Regions from separate parts of the Homo sapiens genome. Here region 2 is linked to region 1. A link is a loop called in an ENCODE intact Hi-C map of the cell type or tissue named here. Cell type or tissue: dorsolateral prefrontal cortex. All regions are shown on one strand. Each heading gives the region's core, and the rest is flanking DNA. Links, peaks and the distances in the headings are about the cores only.

The links. Hi-C counts contacts between places; a loop is a spot of excess contacts. Peaks named below come from ENCODE experiments on the same cell type or tissue, not always from the same donor. Only the 100,000 strongest peaks of a DNase experiment are listed, where the experiment ranks them.
Region 2: a loop joins it to region 1, with 4 times the contacts of the local background. A loop is called at or near these places in 16 of 110 quality-filtered maps.

What each region holds. Positions count from the first base shown.
Region 1 is chr15:68,545,494-68,553,558 of GRCh38, reverse strand. It overlaps a transcript of CORO2B not described here. Among named protein-coding and RNA genes, the nearest start is that of CORO2B, 29 kb to the left of the region's middle. RefSeq lists an enhancer at 2,412-2,913. In dorsolateral prefrontal cortex, for the core only: CTCF peaks have their summits at 2,696 and 2,897 (motif pointing left); a DNase peak (open chromatin) is centred at 2,858.
Region 2 is chr15:68,810,694-68,818,758 of GRCh38, reverse strand. The region is part of intron 1 of ANP32A (acidic nuclear phosphoprotein 32 family member A); the gene reads left to right. Among named protein-coding and RNA genes, the nearest start is that of ANP32A, 6.2 kb to the left of the region's middle. RefSeq lists silencers at 1-22, 73-632, 843-1,162 and enhancers at 912-1,494, 1,949-1,998, 6,642-7,142. In dorsolateral prefrontal cortex, for the core only: a CTCF peak has its summit at 994; DNase peaks (open chromatin) are centred at 154, 578 and 1,088; H3K4me3 peaks cover 2,500 bases; H3K27ac peaks cover 2,500 bases.

The DNA of each region.
Region 1 (8,065 bases), core at 1,946-4,445:
TAAGATGAGTGTTATGGGGGCTAAAACCAAGGCGTTGGCATGGCTGCATTCCTCCTGGGTGGTTCGGGGGAGAATCTCATCCTTGCCTTTTTTGGCTTTGCATTCCTTGCTCTGGGCCCTTCCTTGTATCACTCCAGCCCTTCACTTCCATCATCACATCTCGCTCTCCAACCCTCCTGCCTCCCTGTTACAAAGATCTTGTGATTACTTTAGGACTACCCAGATAATCTGGGATAATCTCTCTATCTCAGGATCCTTAATTATATCTGTAGAGTTCCTTTTGCCACATCAGGTAACATGTGCAAGTTCTGGGGATTAGGACAAGGACACCTTTGCTGAGAGCATCATTCAGCCGACCACCCCTCTTTCTCCCAAACATGGATGTGGTGCCTTTCTTCTGTGCTTACATGGCCCCTGAGATTTCCTCTTTGTTGTACACATCCACATGTGTGACTGTCCTTTGACTCGTCTCACTCCCCTGCTAGTCCCAGCTGCAGGGACTGAGCTGTCCTTTGTGCCCCATGTTTCCGGGGCCTGGCGTGGTGCCTGGAATATAAGCACCATGGGCTGAATGTTTGTTGGATGAACACATGTCTGTCTCCCTGGCTTCTTCACCACCTAAAGACTGACAGCAGGAAGCGCAGCTCTGAGGCATTCTCTGCAACCACTACGTGTCCTGGTCAGGCTCCCTGCTTCCTTCCTGTCTGCTCCTGGGAGGTAGTGACCCCAGCAATCCAATAGGTTGGGAGAACTTCTTGAGGAAAGGTCTGGTGGCAGGATCAACGATGTTGAGATCAGAGGGGCTGATGCTTTGGGGTAGCTGAAGGAAGCATGCGATTCTATGATGAGGAGTGATGGAGAAGGCAGGGAAAGAGGGAGGAAAGGTCTTCATCACGGTATAGGGGCCTCCAGTGTGTGCAGGAGGCAGTCTGCAATGGGGGAGGACATGGCTCCAGCCAGCTGGTTTTAAAAAGACTGGAGACTCGTAGGCACACACTCTGCACACAGACTCCCTCTGATGGGGTTGTCACCGAGGCAACAGATAAAGCTGGTTACCCAGCAACAAGGCCCTGCCCCCCCCACCCCCCCGCGTCCTCCTATGGCCATGGCTGCCCCTTGGGAGTTTTATGCCCTTTCTAGATTGCACCAGTGTTTAGATGGAACCAGATTTCCTCTGTGTCCAAATACCAAGGATAAGCAGATGAACAGGGGTCCTTTTGTGATTCTTGTGGTCAAGGGTCATGGATGAAGCATCAGAAGAGATGGGGGCCAAGGTGTCCCAGGCTGGGAGAGCAAAACAAGAGGATGTTTTGGCCTAATTTTTCCTGGGTGCTTTAGTTTTTCCATTTGTACTAAAGTACCCCTGGAAGAATGCCAGTCTGGGATCAGGAGACCTGGTTCCAGGGCCTGAATCTGCCTCTCACTTGCTCAGCATTTTGAGCAAGCAGCTTCCCCTCCTTGGTCCTCAGTTTCCCTATCTGTGAGAGGACACTTTGGGGATGCTGATGACCAAAGCCCCTTCTGGGTTCCAGAACCTCAGGGGTAGAGAAGAAGCAGGCATCTCCGTGCTCCCTGCCAGGTCTCCCCCGGCCCCCACCCACCCATCCTTGCTGCCATGTCTGGGTCTTGATGTATGGGAGGAGAGGGGAAGGTGGGCCATCGGTTCTGGGCCTCACTTCCATGAAGAACCCCAAATAGACTTTAGATCTCATCATCAAAGAAGTTTTAAGAGTCATTGTCATGTTTTATAAGTGAAAAGTATTAATTTGTCATTATAAACATTTAAATTAAACTGCAGTTTTTGTAACTCTATTTGCCACTTTTCATTTTAAAAATAGACCTTAGTCTAAAGGATAGAAGGCGCCAGGCCTTTGTCCATCTTCAAGAGCCCTGGTTCCTGCTGCCCAGGGTCCCTCACAGGGGCTCTGGGGGTCTGGGCTGCCTTCCGTGGGAGAAGGAAATGACATAAGACCTTCAGAGGAGTAAGGTGGTTGGTTAGGGCCAGGGCTGTGGGCACAGGAGGGGCCCAAGTGTTGAGGAGATTCACTCCTCAGGAAAGAGGAGGCCGGGGAGGCCCAGCTTGGGGACAGCCTCCGGGAACAGTTGTGGTGAGCTGCGCCTCTTCACCCACAGCCCAGTGGGAACTTTGAGGCAAGGCTCTCAAAGGTGAGATGAGCTACCCTCATGCCAGGTTGGGCCTGGGCCTGCGGGGAGGACCCCTGGGGGTTGTTACCTGGACCTCCTAGTTCCCAGCCCTTTGAGAGTTAGGGGTGAGGTAGGCTGGGGGTCAGGCACTCACACAGAATGAGCCCCCGAGAGCATCCTGGCTCCGTGCCCTGTGAGCGGCCCCTCTCTCTCCATCACACCTTAGTTTCTCCCCACGGCACCCCTGTCTGCCCACTTTGGAAAGCGAGTGCTGGGAAAGGCTGAGCGAGGACCTCCATTCAGGGTCACCCAGGGGCGGTCAGCCTGGGCCCTCTTCCCCCCAGAGAGTCAGGAACCTCCTCTCCACCAAGACACACACCCAGTGTGCTGCGAAAAGCTGGTCATCCCAACCTCTCTGAGGATCCCACGCCCATCCTGGGGGTGGGTGGGGTAGCCCATAAGTGGGAGGGAGACTGGAGGTGTGGGGAGGCTCAGGTGTCCCCCTCTGGGAGGCAGGTGGGCTGCGTTCGAGTCCTGGCTCTCTCATGGCTGCAGGAACACAGTACAGCCATTTTAGTCTTGGGGTCCCCCTTTGGGAAATGAAGAGGCTGAGCCCTCCAGAGCCGCCTGCATCTCAGATGTGTTCTGGCTCCCAAGCCACCCACCTGCCTCTTGGAGAAAACCTTCCCGCAGAGCGCCTGCAGGTAGATTTGTTCTGAGACAGCACCACCTGCTGGACATTCTGGGTAGGACGCCTGTCCCTTCTAAGGTGAACCCAGAATCCCAGAACTCGGGGGCGACAGTAATAACGGTCCCTAAAAAGTACCATTGCATCTTCCATACTTTATACTTGGATCATATCATTAAATCTTTACAATCGACCATAAGAGATGGGTGCTATCGTGGTTCAATTTTATAGATGATGAAACTGAGCTTGAGAGAGGTTAAACAACTTGCCTAAATTGGTCGGGGTGTGGCTGAAATTCAGTGCAGTCATTCTGACTCCTTAGCTCCAGAGATCACTAACCAGGCCCCTGGCTTTCAGAAGGGGTCCTGAGGCCCCTGGTGAGCTACTTGCCAAAACGTCATGGCAAGTCAATGACAAAGGTGGGAAACAGACTAAATCAACTAGCTGGGGCATTACATCCCGGGGGTTCTTTTAAGCTCGTCTTTGGGGTCTGACCCACTCTGTATTTTCATGCTGGTAAGAAAGAAGCAGCTTCAAATTCGCCCCAGGCAAGCGGGTTTCTCCTTAGAGCACCCCCAGCACACCTGAGACCCCGCACGCTCCATCCACCCCTCAGCTGATTCCACCTTCCGCAGGTTTGGAAAACCTACCAAGTGTGGTTTGCAGCCCGCAGGAAGCAGGAAGCAAAGAACTTGCCAAGATTGAGAGAAGCTAAGTAACTTGCCCACGGTCACCAGCAACTTTATTTATTTATTTATTTATTTATTTATTTTATTTTATTTTTTGAGACATAGTCTTGCTCTGTTGCCCAGGCTGGAGCGCAGTGGCACAATCTCAGCTCACTGCAACCTCCATCTTCCAGGTTCAAGCAATTCTCCTGCCTCAGCCTCCCAAGTAGCCAGGATTGCAGGCACATGCCGCAATGCCCAGATAGTTGTTTTGTATTTTTAGTAGAGACAGGGTTTCACCATGTCAGCCAGGCTGCTCTCGAACTCCTGACCTCAAAGGATCTGCCCACCTCGGCCTCCCAAAGTGCTGGGATTACAGGCATGAGCCACTGTGCCCAGCCACCAGCAATTTTATGCAGCAGCTGGGAACAGAATGTAGTGACCCAGCTTCCAGCTCAGGGCTTTCCCATTCCATCCTCCCCATGGTCCCTTCACCCTGACTCACAGGGGGCCTGGGCTGGACCAGTCAGGGCTTAGCCAAGGGCCAAAGTGGGAGCAGGAGGGAAGGAGCTGGAAGTCCATGCTCAGGACAGTAGGAGGTTTTGGTACCACGAGAACAGACACATAAAAACAACCAGCCAATCCATAAAAAGACAAAAACCAACCAACCAATTAAAAAAAAACCCCAAACAATCCCAGATCATGGAAGACCCCAGTGTAAACTCCAGGAAGGAGGACTGACAAAATTGAAAAGTGCTAAAGCAAATTCTCAAAGAGCTGCACACTACATAGCAATATGGCCTGTGAGCTGCAGTTTTACTGTAAATGGCCGTTAAAACAGAAAGACCAGAGGTAATATACCAATACATGAACAGTGGTTGTTTCTGAGTAGTAGGATTGTGATTTTCTCCTCTTCTTGACAGTCTATATTTTCTAATTTTTCTGCAAAGATTCTGTATTGCTCACGTAATAAGAAAAAAATTATTTGTAGAAAGGAAGGAAGAAGAGGAGTATCTTTATGGTTTGGGAAAGAGGAGAAAGAATTTCTGAAACAAAACATAAACCAATAGGAAAAAATTTAACAAGCTAAAGATATTTGCCATATATATAATCAACAAGGGACTGTGATATGATATATAAAGAACTCCTGTCAATCGATAAGAAAAAGATATACAACTTAAGATAAAAATGGACTAAGAATATATGTATAGGTAATTTGCAGAAGAGGAAATCTAAGTCATCAATAAGCACATGAAAAGTTGTTCAACCTCACTGGTTGTACCACTTCTCATTCATCATGTTGGCAAGAATGGAAAAGTCTGAAAGTATTGAGTATCAGGAAAGATTTGGAGACATTAATACTCTCATATGCTGCTGGGAGGAGTGTAAATTAGTAAGACCGCTTTGGGGAGAAATTTGACAATAAGTAGTAAATTTGAAACTGCACATAGCAGTTTTGTTTTGAGATATATTCCTAGAGAAACTTTCATATGTACGCACAGGGAGATGTATGTGCTGTGGTGTGCTGGAACTGACTTGTACAGCTTGCAAGACTGATAGTGTTCAATTCTTCCCAACTCTGCATTTAGTGATGTCCTGTTGGCAGCTTGAAATCAGTCATGGCGGGAGTGTTTCAAGACAGCTGATGGTTAAACATTTGCCAGAACACCACTGCAAATAGGTTATTTGCAGCTTTGTTTTTAAGAGAAAAGCATTGGCTAGTCTAATGTAGACTGGCCATTAGTAGAAGAACAGGCGAACAAAATGTAGTATTCTTATTCTATAAAATAGTGTACAGAATTTAAAAGAAAAGAATTAGATGTATGTATCAACATGGATTGATTTTTTAAAACACACACACACACACATATATATATATATATTTTTAAGATGGAATCCTGCTCTGTTGCCCAGGCTGGAGTGCAGTGGCATGATCTTGGCTCACTGCAGCCTCCGCCTCCTAGGTTCCAGCAATTCTCCTGCCTCAGCCCCCCAAGTAGCTGGGATTACAGGCATGCACCACCATGCCAGGCTAATTTTTGTATTTTTAGTAGAGACAGGGTTTCACCATGTTGGCCAGGTTGGTCTCGAACTCCTGACCTCAAGTGATCCACCCGCCTCAACCTCCCAAAGTGCTAGGGCTACAGGCGTGAGCCACCACGCCCGGCCAAAAACGTACTTTTAAGCTAAGAAAGCAAGTGACTGAATGAAATAGTCCATAAGATATGACTATGTAGATTGAAAATAGTATTTAATATTTATGGAACATATGTCTGTATGTAAAGTAATTTTTAAATTGACTGGGAAGATAAATACCAAATTTGTCATGCTAATTGTCTTTGGGGAGAGGAGGGCTATAGGAAGGAGATAGAGGACTTTATCTGAGGTGTTTTATTTCTTTTATTAATTCTGTATAGGCCGGGTGCGGTGGCTCACGCCTGTAATCCCAACACTTTGGGAGACCGAGGCAGGTGGATCATGAGGTCAGGAGATTGAGACCATCCTGGCTAACACGGTAAAACCCCGTCTCTACTAAAAACACAAAAAAATTAGCATAAAAAAATTCTGCATAATGAGTAGTGCTGGCAAAATATTAACAACTATCATTGTAGATGATAGAGTTGTGCATGCCTGTGATGGTCTCTGTATTTTCTGTATTTTTAAAATAAAGGAAGCAGTGCTATAAACTTTCTTGCTCTATTTATGATTACTATAATTAGGGAGCCTATGATTATGGGTACAGGTAATTTTTACAGGGTCTTTTTATTATGAAGCATAATTCCAGAACAGTTGAGTTTCTCTATGTGATTTGCCTTTATCTTATGGACACTAAGTAAGATTATAACTAATCGGGTTGCTCTCTTTGCATTGGCTGCTAGGAAGCTCAGCTGCAGATATTTGGCCTGAAAACCTCTAGCAATTATCCTGGACCTCCTATTTGCATTTACCTCATTCTTTGTTTTACCTTCTCTTTCTTACTCTCACTTTTTATTTGCTGTGATTTCTGCATTTATTTGTTTTATAATTTACTTCATTTTGTATCATATTTAAATTTAGAAACTGCTTTGAGTCTTTTCTGGAATTAAGCTGGCCATAAATTAATTTATTTTTCAAATCCATTGGTACGTAAGATGCGATCCAACAAGAGAGGGTGAAAGTCTCCTGATTGCTCACTTAAAACATTAGCTAATATTAGAGGAGTATTCCCTCCTCTAAAGAGCCAGGAGATGGAGTGAACAGAGGGTTGCAAATACTAGCTAAGGTCAAAGTCAAGGTCAGCAGAAGAAAAGGTCATCATAAGACAAGAAGGGGGCAGGTAGAAGGCAGGATCAGGAGCATAACAAGGCCACATTCATCATTCATTTATTCATTCACTCATTCATTCATTCATTTAGTAACTATTGAGCATCTGGTCAGAGGCAGACAGACTGCAAGGGAAGAAGAAATGTACTGCACTGGGCAGAGGAGGCAGGCCAGGCAGAAAGCCAACAGCAGCTCCTGGTGGCCCATCTAGACACCTCAGGGTCTAGAATTACCAAAACCCAGCTGGGGAAAACCCACACACAGTAGCCAGGTAGTCTGGGCTGGAGGTGGCTGGTTGTTCTCACTCTGACAGGACTCCCCGCAGGTCCCTGGAAATCTTGGAATCCCTTGCGGTAGCTAAGCCAGGATTCAATTTACAGACACTCATTCCACACACATCCCAAATTGATGCATGGTATTGCAAAGGTGAGAAAACAGAAAAGATTGCAACTGGATGGTGGAATCTTAAAGCAACTACTGGGAAGCCTTGAAGCAAATTACTCAATATCCCTGAGATGAACTTCTTCGTTTGCAAAATGGACACTACAATCCCTTGTCCGGTCAACCTCGTGACAGCAGATGTGCAGGAGAGAGGACTAGAATAGAATGGACCATCAATAGGAGAGTGGTTTTATGTGCGTGAAGGAGCACCAAGTCGATTTTCTACCCAAGCAACTAAGGGTGGCAAGGACGGCTCACTGTTGGTTTTCTGCCCTCCACAATGAGTGACATGAGTTGGCAAAAGGGGGAGGGCAGAGAGAGGTGGGGTCTAGGAGTTTAGGAGACCCCGTGCTGAGCAAATGAGTCCCTTTGGGAGGAAATGCCAAGTCTCTGAGTGCCATTGGCCTTGACAGTCTTCCTGGGCCCTGGCACAGCTATCCGCTGCTTTCCCAAAGCCACACCTTTGAGGCTGAGGGCTGGGGATGCCCCACCTGATGGCAGCTCCTGCCATCCCCGGGGTACCCCCAGCCTCCCAGGCATGCCTCATTTACCCCAGCTCTTCCCCCTACAGCATTGGACTATGATAGTTTTCTTTCCAAGGAGTGATTCTGCCAGGAACTAAGGAAGGGGAGGCCCCTTTGGCTCCTTCAAATGCCACCCTGGCTGTTGCCCAGTCCCCCTCGCCCAGTATTACCCCCCCCGCCCCCCGCATTCCTGTTGCAGGCAGGGGTGTAAAGGGAGGGGCTCTGAGACTGATCCTGGAGATTGGGGCCTAGCCTCAGGGAGCTTCCAGAAGATGGGAAGGCCAATGGGGAACCCC
Region 2 (8,065 bases), core at 1-2,500, 270 kb before region 1:
CGCGGGGCCGGGGTCGCCGCGGGTGGGTGCGGGGGCGCGGCTGGCCTGGCGAACCCGACCGACGCTGCCGGCCCCCCGGGAGCAAGCAGGAAAGCGGGTCGAACCGGCTCTTTAAACTTCCACGAGTGTGTGTGTGTGTTGGGGAGGGGAGCGCACCGCGCCGTACTGGGAGCGATTTCTCACGCTTCGCCCCCTCGCCTCCCAGCCTCGCGGCCCACACGCCTGCCCCCTGCCTGGAGGCGGGGTGGGGCGCGGGTGGCGGAGGAGGGGGCACTTTCTGCACATTTGCGGGGGAGGGGGAGAAAGCTAGCGAAAGAGGGACAAAAGGGTTGGGGGAGGAGGAACTGTATTTTTTTAAACGTTCTTAAGACAAATGGCTCCCGGAGCGCGCCCCCTGCGCCCCTCCCCGCCGCGCTGCCCCTGGGCCCCCCACACACCCACCTTCGGCACCTCTCCCAACTGGGCTCCGGGAGCTGGTGGCCATGCCGCGACGCCGAAATAGGACGAGCAGCCATGTTTCCCGGGGCTCGCGCCGCACGCCCCGCCCCTCCTCCCCGGCGCGGGGCGCAGGGCTCGGAATGCGGGCTCCGGGCTCCATGTGGCGCGGGGCGCTGGCAGGCGGGCGGCGGGGGTGCAGTACGCGCGGGGCCGGCCTTGTGGCTTTCTAGGCTGGTTTTGAGTTCCAGGTGTTTTATTTATTTATTTTTATTTATTTATTTTTTTTAACGGCTAGGCCCACTCGGGGCTGAGCCCGAAGGGCGCCGAGGCGTTACTGGGGGGCAGGAGCCGCCTCCAGGGCCCTGCGCGCCTGTGGCACGACTGCCGGGCGCCGGGCTGCCATTTTGTCACCGTGGCTGTTGTCGCTGTGGGGGGCGGGGGGAGCGGAGTCTTGCGCCATCACCCCGACGGCCTCCCGCGCGGAGGAGGCAGGGGGAGCCGGCTTTGGGGACCCCCAGTTGTGCTATGAGCCCCGATGGGGGTTTCCGCCCCGCGCCAACGGCCTGAGGCTGTGCTGGAGAGTCACGGCGGCCGCGGCGCCGGGAGGACGACGATCCTCTGTGCAAATGCCCCCCCCCACGCGCTCCCTGCCTCCCCCGCCTCCTCTCCGGGGTTTCGCCGTTCCTCCTGCAGGCGCTCAGACGTAGTTAAATGTGGCCTTAAGGACTAACCGATCGCTCTGGTGTTTGCTCTTTCGGCGGAAGTGATAGAGTAAGGGGAACATTAAACATGAGGTTCTTTTGGCGGGGGTGAGGGGTGTCGCGCACGCGACTCTAGTGGCCCTGACTGAAGCCAAGGACAGCAGCCTGTTCCCCGGGAGGGAAGAGTTGTCGATCCGTTGGGGAAACGCCCTCCCGGGCTGGGCTCTCCGGGAAGGTAGGTCGAGCTCCGTGTTTCAGGTGGATGTTGCAGCGCCCTGCAGGCTAGGGGAACCCTCCTCCTCGGTCTAAACCTGCTCCTTCCCCCTTTTATTTTTGCCTGGGAGAAGGCAGCTACAATAGTAATGAGATCCTAAAGCGAAAGAGAGGGATGAAGGTTTGCTTTTGAAAAAAGTAAACCGCCTTTCTCCGGATGTTGACTTAGGAGCCAGGCAATTCGTCGCGTCGGGTCCTCCGATGCTGGCATCTCTGAGAATTTTAAAAAGCCGATATAGGTGCTGGTTAAGCACCTCACGAGCTGAACTCTGGTATCTGTGCAGAAACTAACTTTCATGGCAGTGTCCAGCAGAGGCTGCCTTGGAAGCCAGCTTTTACTTTGACCTTTGGAATACATCGCATGATGTTTTCCAGGCTGACTTACTGCCTAATTGGGTTCAAGTAGCATGATATTAACTACAGTTTATGCAAGCCAACCAGGAACTCGCAGGCAGAAAATTGAGCCTGAGTTCCCCTGTGGTCATAGTCAGTTGAGTTCTGCTGCTGATAGTAGTTTCGAGTCTGAGGGGCTCCATGATGAAGATGGGCTTAGGAATTACACAGACCTGGGTTTGAATTCCTCCTGCCACAAGGAGGTAGGATACGTTTACCTGCCCTTGTGACCTTGGGCTGGTGAGCTTAACCTACCTTTTTGAAGCTTTGTTTCTTCACCTGTAAAACGGAATAATCCTATTTAATCAGTAAATGATGACAAAATTGGTTTGATATGGCCCTCAGTATATGCTGTCTATATGACAGTTTTAGTCTCGGAGACATATCAGGGTGCTTCCAGGCATTACTTTGAGCTCCTCCATGGTTTAGGATAATAACAATATTAGCTAGTGCTTACATAGCAACCACGCTGTGTCTGGCACATTTCTTAAGTGGATTACATGTATCAACTAATTTAGTCCCCACAACAGCACTATGAGGTAGGTATTATTATTATCATCGTCATTGTGCATATGGAAATTGAGGCATACAGGGGTTATCATGTGACCAGTGAGTGGCAGAACCAGGATTCAAACTCAGCCAGTCTGCATACTCAACCTCTACACTCTACTGCCTCCTTTGAAACACCCTTTTTTTCTTAAGATACTGTAAGGAAGAGCTTTTTCTTCTCCAGCTTTGGAGTGGTGCCACCGTAGAAAGAGAATGAGTTTTCTATTATTGAAGACGCTGAAATGAAGAGTGGATAGCATCCTGGTTGGAGATATTAGAGGGCCAGGAGGTTCAGGACCAGGGGCTGTGGATTATCATTTTATGAAGCCTTGCACTGAGTTTGCTTTAGCACATCACAGTGGGTTAGGTTGAAGTGGATCTGGCCTTCAAGGTGCTGGGGGACACATTTTGAGTAAGGAGAAGACAAGCAGGAGCTGCTCAGGCAGTCTGCATCTGCAGCCAAAAAAACTCAACATAACTGGCATGTCTTTAGTATCTGGGACATAGTATGCTCATAGCACCTCATGGATCATCTCACTTAATCATCCCAGCAACTCTTTAAGGGTAGGCCAAGCAGTGCAATGCCACCCCTGTTGTGAGGATGAATCATCTGATTTTTGGAGAGGTTGAGCAACTGGTAGGTGGCACAGCCGGGTTCTCGCACTGCAAAACCACAGGCCCCTTTGGTGGACAGAGATTCCGAGGATTGGATAGTCCATTGGGTCCATGGCCCATTACCAGAATCACGTGAGAGGCATGTAAAATGCAGATTCCTGGGCTCCACCCCAATCACAGGAGTACCACAGCAATCACCAAACTATAACTGAGCTCCCAATTTTTGTACAGTCATGAGCTAAGAATTATTTGTACATATAAACGTTGCAGTCAATTTGATGGTATGGAACACTCTTTGAATCCCAATGACTTGAAATGTTATTCTCCCAAAAAATAAGAAATCCACTTGTCTCGTTAACAGATCTCGTTACAAAAAAAAAATTGTACTCAATATATTCTGAACTTTATCAATAAAAGAATTGTGGAAATGTGTTAGATTTTTCTCTTGTTATAAAAGTCCCTATGTAGTGTTCTTAATTTTGGCTCTTGATAAAGTTTACTATCTGCCCCCTTTGCAGAAGAGGTTTGCTGAAAAGGTGGTTCAGTAGATTGGAGGGTGGGCCCCAGGGATCTAGTGTTTTGCTTTGTTTAAGCAAATGGCAAGCCATATATTTGGGTGGTACTCTCAGGGTCTTTTTAAGTCCTTTTATGTGTTCTGTGCCCTGTAAGTAATTGGTGCCTAGTGGAAATCAGCCTCAACCCAGGAACCTCCATAGGAAGAGAAATTATCCTTGTTACTGGTTTAGTATGAAGCACTTCTCGTCTAGAGTTCTGTATAGCCAGCTGAAATTCTTCGTTGTGTACTCAGAACATGTCAAAGCCTTCTGTGTATCTTGTAGTTGAATGGTCACTCTTAGGTTCTAGATGTCATCTCAGAGATAGAAAGAGCTTTGGGTTGCAACGGTTAGAGCTTTGAGGCTTGAACCAAAGGCGGGGCAGCTGTGCACCCAGTGGCTCACATCAGCCTTTCAGAGCCCAGATCTTTGAAAATGACAGATAATCCTGGAATCTCTAGTTTTTGGCCTGCTGCTTTTCTACCATGCGTGTTTCCTGGGGAATGAACCAGCAGCATAGTGGCTTTGAGTTTCAGAAGTTTTTCCCTCTAGCGTCTTGTGCCTGAGCTAATGAACGGAAGGAATGGTTATAAAATTGGCCAGGTCAAGGGGAGGAGGAGATAAATTCAAGGGGACAAATCCTAGTCCCCATAACAGCAGCCTGTGTTATGACAGCACACCACAGCCCCAATTCCCTCTTTCCTGCTGCTGCTGCACCACCAGCCTCTCAAGGTGGCTTACTCTAGACTTACACAGTTGGCCATCTTTCTTTTTTTTTTTCTTTCCCCATAGCAGTATGAGACTTGTTTCCTTTTTTATTTATTTATTTTATAATTTTTGTAGAGACGGGGTTTTGCCGTGTTGCCCAGGCTGGTCTCAAACTCCTGGACTCAAGTGATCTGCCCACCTTGGCATCCCAAAGCGCTGGGATTACAGGTGTGAGCCAGCGTGCCTGGCCCCCTTCTTCAATACCATTGGAAAGACATCTGCTTGAGCTTTCAGAGCTGTCCATCCCAGAGCTTGGGTCCAAATTAATTACATCACATTGAAATAAAAAACTTCCTGGAGGCTGGGTGCAGTGGCTCACGCCTGTAATCCCAGCACTTTGGGAGGCCGAGGCGGGTGGATCACGAGGTCAGGAGATCAAGACCATCCTGGCTAACACGGTGAAACCCCGTCTCTAGTAAAAATACAAAAAATTAGCCGGGCATGGTGGCGGGTGCCTGTGGTCCCAGCTATTCGGGAGGCTGAGGCAGGAGAATGCCGTGAACCCGGGAGGCAGAACTTGCAGTGAGCAGAGATCGTGCCACTGCACTCCGGCCTGGGGGACAAAGCGAGACTCCGTCTCAAAAAAAAAAAAAAAAAAACTTCCTGGAAATTGTGTAGGATACTCTTTAGACATCTCATGCCTTTGCTATTTTGGTGCAGTCACTTAGGAAAGGAGCCGGGAGCTTGTTGGTGATTGGGCCCTGGCCCAATGAACGTGGCCCAATTGTCTGGCCTGAATTCTAACTTAGTTTAAGAGGAGGCTCATAGCTCTGGTGTCTAGAGAGGCATTCCTTTAGAAATGTTTGCCACCAGCATCCCTCCTCTTTGTTTTGGCAGTCCATCCCTTACTCTAGCTAGTTCTCTGGTCTCCTAGGAACTACCCTCTCCCAGTCCCCCAGCACCACTGCCTTCAAGTAGAGAAACATGGACCTGACTCTGAATCTTCTATAGCTTTGAAATAGAATTATACAACAAATGATAAATACCCAACAATGATGTTTTCATTAAAGAGATGGAGTCTGGCAGGGACAGAGATTTGTGAAGGCATCTGTTATTCAGAACTTCTCATTTAATAAAATTTGTTGAAACTAGATGAGCAAAGCACCATGGCCCTGAGCCACCTTCTCAGACATGGAAGCAGCCTCCTTGTCTAGAACTAGTTGTCCTGATGATATACAGACTCTAAGGAAGATAAAAGTCCCTTTATTCTACCACACCAAGCCCTGTCCTGGGCCTGCTGGGCCACACCCTGCAACCCAGTGCTTTCCCTCAGATTTATTTTGTTTTAGCTCCACAGCTGCCCCCTGAATTCATTCAGCTACTGTTTCCTTTACCAAAACTTGCTCCAGGCAGCAGATCTAAAAGATCAGCTTACTTACTACTCCACTGTTATTTACTCTAATGTGGATTAAAGTCAGCACTGTTTTTCCCAGAGGTATTTACATTTGGAGATTCTGGTTTGGTGAGGAAATTACCAGAGAACTATTAAAGACTTGGATGCTCTTCTCGGCTTTGCTATTAAGTAAGTTGGACAAGTTGTTTGGCTTCTTTGAGCCTCTGTTTTCTCCATTCTGAAATTCTAAAATGGGAGTGTTGAATTAGATCAGTGGCTTTCGAACTTTCTGCTCCTAGTAGTGAGAAATACATTTTACTCCACTCCCTGGTATGTACACGCATTCCTGTGTTTTGTGAAAAACCGACACCATGCTCCTCCCTCACTACATGTAAAACACTTTTATTCATTAAAAAGAAAACTGACTGGCTTGGACCTACAAATTAGTTTCATTATTTGTTAATGTTTGAAAGCCATTAAAAGATGAATATTAAGGTTTCTTTATACTCAATACTTGTAGTTTTGTTTGGGGGAATGAGAGGATGCCCTTGGTACCTTTGTGAGGCCTCTCCACTGAGGGTCAATCATGACTTCTGTTTTAAACCAGCCCATCCCATCTTCTCCAGCTGCTCTCCTTATGTCTTGCTTCTCTCCCCTCCAACCTTCTCAGCATAAGGACTCAATCCTAGGCTCCTACCCCAGACGGGTGCCTTCCAACGTTCCTGGTGCCAGTGGCCCCCCATCAGCCATGTTCCCCCAGCCCCTTCTCCACACTCTTGTCACCCAGGGCCCCATCCTTCAGTGCATTGCACACTTTGCATGCTGGGTCAGGGAAGATTGTGGAGAGAGGACAGTGCACCTGGTTTCCCCCACATAGACTGCGTGGGGGTATGTCCTGCTTCCGCCACTTCCAACTGTGGCACTTGGGCACGCCCCTCTCAGGGCACCTTCCCTTTTTGTCTCCGCAAAATGAGGTTGTAATAGTGCCTGCCGCACTGTCTGGCACACAGTAAGCTCTCAAGAAATGTTAGCTGTTGTTGCCGTTAGAACACCATAGCTAGAATACCATACCTGGCATTCACTTAAAAAAAAAAAAAACAACTTAGGGCCAGGCGCAGTGGCTCACGCCTGTACTTCCAGCACTTTGGGAGGCCAAGACAGGCAGAGCACCTGAGGCCAGGAGTTCAAGAACAGGCTGGCCTTGTCTCTACTAAAAATACAAAAAAAAAAATCAGCCGGGTGTCGTGGCAGGTGCCTGTAATTCCAGCTACTCTGGAGGCTGAGGCAGGAGAATCGCTTGAACCTGGGAGACGGAGGTTGCAGTGTGAGCCGATATCGTGCCACTGCATTCCAGCCTGGGCAACGAGCGAAACTCGGTCTCAAAAAAACCCAACTTACATTATCCGCAGACACATTACATACAAAAGTAACCATTTTCTTTCAATGGGAAAGGAGGTTTAGAAGCTAGAGATTCAAAGTTACCAGGAGTTACTTTTTCCCACTAGGAATTCACTACAGTCCTGACATTGGACTCTAGGTAGTTTCTACTGAGGGTAAGTGACTCGTCCCTCTTCTGGGCAACTCTTTTTCTTACTGCCCTCAGCAGCTATTTCAGGCCTCCACCCCTTCCCTCCCGGCCAGGACGTCCTCTTCACAGAAAATGGAAACCTCCTGGTTTCTTAAGTAGTTGTGAGGCTGAACCTGCCTTAATCCCTCCCAGTTCAGTGGTCTTCTTGTCTTGTCCATCCCTCCCTCAGTTCCCTTGTTCCTCCTGGGCACCTAGCCACTCCTGTCCTTTGGATTCTTCTCCAGCTGGGGATGCTTCTCCCATCTTAAAGCAAAGACTCTAATTGATCCCGTGTTGCGCTGTAGTTACTGCCCATCCCACTCTTCTCCCTACTCCCTAAACTTTCTGAATTGTCTATCTTCTCCATCCTGTCACCTCTCTTACTCCACCACGTGAAGTCTGGTTTGCTTCCTAAATAGTGCCAAGAATCCCAACAGCCTTCATTTCTTATCTTGCATGATGTCTCAGTGGCGGGATTCAGCATTCTTTTTTTTTTTTTTTTTTCCCAGACAGAGTCTCACTCTGTGGCCCATGTTGGAGTGCGCAGTGGCTTGATCTCAGCTCACTGCAACCTCGACCTCCTGGGTTCAAGCGATTCTCGTGCCTCAGCCTCCCGAGTAGCTGGGATTACAGGTGTCCACCACCACGCCCGGATAACTTTTTTATTTTTAGTAGAGAAGGGGTTTCACCATGTTGGCTAGGCTGATCTCGAACTCCTGACCTCAAGTGATCTGCCTGCCTCGGCCTCCCAAAGTGCTGGGATTACAGGCGTGAGCCACTGCGCCCGGCTGGGATTCAGCATTCTTGACTTTATGATAGATGCTCTCCCTTTCTCTGGTATATCTTCTACGGCTCTAGTCACTGCTCAGTTTCT